2 separate regions of the Homo sapiens genome follow, and region 2 is linked to region 1. A link is an interaction called in ENCODE POLR2A ChIA-PET data of the cell type or tissue named here. Cell type or tissue: OCI-LY7. All regions are shown on one strand.

Region 1 (2,500 bases):
TACAGCTGAAGATTTACTTGTGTATGGAGAAGACAAGGATTGCATAGATCGTCTCCTTGGACAAAGGTAAAGGCAGAGTATACAAAAACAAAACCTGGCCGGGCACAGTGGCTGATGCCTGTAATCCCAGCACTTTGGGAGGCCGAGGCGGGTAGATCACCTGAGGTCAGGAGTTCCAGACCAGCCTGACCAACAAGGAGAAACCCTGTTTTTACTAAAAATACAAAATTAGCTGGGTGTGGTGGCATGCGCCTGTAATCGCAGCTGCTAGGGAGGCTGAGGCAGGAGAATCTCTCGAACCCAGGAGATAGAGGTTGCGGTGAGCTGAGATCACGCCGTTGCACTCTGGCCTGGGCAACAAGAGTGAAACTCCATCTCAAAAAACAAAACAAAACAAAACAAAAAAAACCTCCAGATGGTCTCTGTTTGTCCTTGGGTGCACTGATCAGCTGCAAAGAGGCAGTTTGTCTCTCAAAGGGCTGACAGAGTTATGAGGAAAGGCAGTTCTTAGTTGTATGCAGGTTTTCTGAGAATTCTGGCTACTTTAGCTATTGAGTGTTGGTCGTGCATCCCTGTCTGCGTCATGACGGCCTGTATCTTTCCATGGGTACCTGCACTATTTCTCTCATTGGAATTTGTTACATGTTTAGACTTTAGGAAATTAATAATGTGTGAATTCTGCAATGATGCTTTGGGGCCTGAGTTGAAACACGAATGTGCAAATATATGTCATAGCTGTTGATGCTTAGCTTGCAGAACAGGGGATGAAACCAGCATACTGCCATATCTCTAAGGCCATGGGTCATCTGGCTGCATGTTGGATAAAGCACAACACACAGTGAGATCTTAGAAAGCCCATTTCCTAGGATAGAGAATTGTGATAACAATTGTAAAAACATCTCATCTTCTCAGAGATATAAAAGTGAAGATTTTATTGTCATACCTTTTGGGAGTATGTCACAAAAGATGAAACGTTCTTGTTGTCTGGAAACAGCCAAAGAATCTAAGTCCACATATAAATGCATAATTTATTATTTCAGATGCGCATAAGGAAATAGTACCCATAATCCCAATTACAATTATATTGTCCACTTCATCAGAACCTGAGTGAGACTTAAGGGCAAAGAATGAGCTGATCGCGCTCTTTCTCTCTGATCAAGATCATGCTTTCCCTTTCTCCTCCCACACCTGCACACCCAGGAAAGGCATGCAGCAAGAAGCTCAAAATCTACAAGCCAGGAAGAGAGCCCTCACCAGAAACGGAAACAGCTGGCACTTTGATCTTGGACTTCCCAGGCCTCCAGAACGGTGAGAAATAAGTGTCTGTTGTTTAAGCCTATAGTCAGCCCAAGCTGACTAAGAAACATGGCCGCCCAGAATTAAGGCTTTATTTTTCAGCATCTTCTGCAGTGAACTGCATCTTCTGTGGCCACATGAATAAGTTCAGGCTAATAAGTTACAAGCAGAATTAAAGTATGGTAGCTTCTAGAAACCTTTCTTAGAGGACAGCTGGTATATGGCCTTTGCATCCCTTCCTCCTTGTCACTCTTTCTATCCTACTGCTTGGAATGTGCTGTGGAGCTGGAGCTCTTGCTGCCTTCTTAGACTGTGAGGTAATACGGACCACACTGTAGGGATGATTAAGAAGTAAGCTAGAAGGAGTTTGAGACCCTGAGGACTTGAAGGAATAGAGCTCCTACCACAGTCCCAGATTGCCTATGCTTCAGTCTCTACACAGGACAGAGAAATAAACTGCCATCTGGTTTAAACAGTGCTTCTGTGAGACTCTATTATTTGCAGTTAAGCCTAATCCTTGCTGATACACACCTTTTCCCTTATGTTAACTTGACTTCATGGGGCATAGTCCATAGGTCTCTAGGTCATTTCCTCTTAGTGGTGAGAGGCCAAATCTTGGTCCCTCTGATCACAAATACAACATGTTGAGAATGCTGTCTTCCTACCTGCAGCAAGGAATAGGGACATGTCTAGTCATCCCAGGGACTTAAGTTTTCCAGGCACTTCAATTCATTCCTGAAATAGTAGCCATGAGCTCCATGGGGGCAATGTGACTTCACTTTTACTCTGTAGGGAGCATCGCATATACAAAACATATAAAACACCTATCCTTTGCTTAAAGATGTCAATTCTTTCCTGAAAAACCTTGCTGCTCAGGGGAAAATAAATCATTAGATGGAAAAATATTTCCATTTATTTTAATGGGAAACCTATGATGCATTTCATTCTGACCAATGATATCCTCAATATTCACACATAGAAAAATCTATTGACTGAACAATGAAAGCAAGTTTATGTAAGAAACAATAATTAGAAAGTTATTAGGTAGAAGTACATAGGTAGAAGGCATTTATATGTGAAAGATACTATAGTGGAGCATATTTTACTCTCAAGGGAGGAAGAAAGATGTGAGTGGGCTGGTAGAGAAGAGATCGGAGAGGTCATTCTTTGGCAGGTGCAGTCTTCTTTCTGTACTATTTTCTTC
Region 2 (2,500 bases), 83 kb after region 1:
ATGACAAGACATGGCAGTGGGGGTTGGGGTGGGGGCTGGCCGTCGGAGCCCCTCCGTGGACCTTAGCTGTTTCTCTCCCCTGCTAGAAGCTAGTTTTAGACTGCATGGCTTTGAGGTCCTTTCAAAGTTGACCTTCCAAGGCAGTGATTCTAGCCACAGGACCTTGAGTATTGTGGTGTATTAGGCCATTCTTGTACTGCTATAAAGAAATACCTGAGACTGGGTAATTTATAAAGAAAAGAAGTTTAACTGGCTCATGGTTCTGCAGACTATACAAACATGGCTCCAGCATCTGCTTAACTTCTGGGGAGGCCTCAGGGATCTTTTACTCATGGCAGAAGGTGAAGTGGGAGCAGGCACTTCACATGGCCAAAGCAGGAGTGAGTGAAAGAGAGAGAAAGATAAAGAGAGAGAAAGAGAGAGAGAGCAGGCAGGAGGTGCCACACTTTACAACAACTGAATCTTGGGAGAACTCACTATCACAAAGACAGCACCAAGCCATGAGGAATCTGCCCGTGATCCAAACACCTCCCACCAGGCCCCAGCTCCAGCACTGGGGATTACAATTCAATATGAGTTTTGGGTGAGGAAAGTATCCAAACTATATCATGTGGAAATACCACTGGCCATCCGAATTGAATTATTATAACAGCAGCTTCTAGCACTTCCAGAGAAAACAAGATAGCTGTTCAAAGAGCATCTGAGGGGAGGGAGTGGAGAGGCAGCCGCTCAGGTCAGCATAGACCACAGAGTGCTTTCAGCCCAGGCCAGGCAGCCTGACACCTGCCTTCCAAGTCCAGCCCTAACACTATTTCCCGCTGCTGAGCACTTGGCTAAGTCTCCTTCCTTCTCTGGGCCTTGATTTCTTTGTCTGTAAAATGAGAGCGTATAGCCCGTCCCTGTCACTAGCCAATACAACTGGGGACTGCCAGAGAGGGGGAACTCATGGCTCGCACCCCACCACCCGCCACTCTTTGATTAGGGGTCTCCTCTGGGGTCGCCCCTCCATTCATTCCCTCCACAGTTCGTGAGCAATTGTTCCTAACTTCCAGTGCCACTTACAGAATTGGGTGGCTGGTTGCAGCTCTAGCTACCTGTGCCTGCTGCAAACCTGCCACCTGGTGGACATTGCTGAAGCTGACAATTGAAATTTCTGCAAGCTCCTGAGATAGGTGCTTCTCAAACTTGAATGTTTTCATGAGTTATCTGAGAATGTGGATAAGGATTCGGTGAGTCTGAGGTAGGGTCTGACATTCTACATCTCTAACAGATTTCCAGGTAATGTCTATGCTGCTGAACTCTGCAGGCCACGCTTTGAGGAGCAAAGCCCTAGAAGATGTGGGACCAGGGCAGGAGGGCTGAAGGAAGAGGCAGGGTAGGAAGACGTCCTCGCGCAAGTCTCCTACTGTGAGCCAAGCCCTTGGGCATCAGCAAGCCTGTGAGGTGTTCATCAGCCCGGCAAATTCCCTCATAGCAAAAGCCTAAAATGTCAATGCTTTTAAGTCTCTGGGTTGCAGATTTCACTTAATTTTTGGCCTTTGAGTATCCCTTAGTTTCTGGAAAGCTCATCAGTACCTTTTAAAAAAATGTTTTTACATTTTATTCAGCATGCTCAGTTGTGTTTCACACTCAGCAAGACGAGAATACTCAGAGAATCTAATTGTTCATGCTGCCAGAAGAGATACCCTTGACCAGTGTGGTTTTATATTCCCAAAATCAAGTTGCCCATTTGCTCCCCCTATTCAATCAATAGTTTCATTAATTCATGGAGATGAACAAAGACTCCCTAGAATGAAACGTTTGTTTTTCTCTTAGAGTGTCAAATTAGACAATAATCTTAAAAATTAGGCTTTCTGGCCAGGCATGGTGGCTCACACCTGTAATCCCAGCATTTTGGGAGGCCAAGGCAGGAGGATCACCTGAGGCCAAGAGTTTCAGACCAGCCTGGGAAACATGGTGAGACCCCATCTCTACAAAAAAATTTAAAACTAGCTGGGTGTGACAGCACACACCTGTGGTCCCAGCTACTTGGAAGGCTGGGGCAGGACCACTTGAGCCCAGGAGTTCAAAGCTGCACAGAGTGAGCCTTGATTGCACCACTGCACTCCAGCCTGGGCAACAGAGTGAGACCTCATCTCAAAAAAATTAGGCTTTCTGAGAGAAAAGAGAGTTTTTAAAAATCCAGAATTTCTCTTTTATAGATTAAGAGCAAAATTGGGGGTTATCAGCAGTTTGGGTTTACCTTTATCTTTACTAAAAGGTATAGGCAAGAGAATTCACGATATAATAATTAAGGTTTCCAATGTCCTTAGGGAGAAATGGAGTGCTTTCTTAGCTAGAAGCTTGGTCAGATTGAAGAGGATAATCAGAAAAGATAGAACTAGTGTAAGATTCTATTGATTGGATAGGGAGGAATTTAACACCTTCTCCATCCTGGGCTGGTGCCCAAGCTAGAGGTTGTGGGTGATGTTGAGAAAATAAAACCTCTGATAGAAAGTCC

What was found. ChIA-PET counts read pairs that join two places held together with the same protein. Peaks named below come from ENCODE experiments on the same cell type or tissue, not always from the same donor. Only the 100,000 strongest peaks of a DNase experiment are listed, where the experiment ranks them.
Region 2: POLR2A ChIA-PET joins it to region 1 with 6 read pairs; 4 of 35 experiments call an interaction of 5 or more read pairs at or near these places.

The regions. Positions count from the first base shown.
Region 1 is chr9:35,939,417-35,941,916 of GRCh38, forward strand. No RefSeq gene overlaps it. Among named protein-coding and RNA genes, the nearest start is that of OR2S2, 17 kb to the right of the region's middle. In OCI-LY7, no CTCF peak of the experiment used is centred here; a DNase peak (open chromatin) is centred at 1,275; H3K27ac peaks cover 411 bases.
Region 2 is chr9:36,022,503-36,025,002 of GRCh38, forward strand. No RefSeq gene overlaps it. Among named protein-coding and RNA genes, the nearest start is that of RECK, 13 kb to the right of the region's middle. In OCI-LY7, CTCF peaks have their summits at 1,129 (motif pointing left) and 1,334; a DNase peak (open chromatin) is centred at 1,109.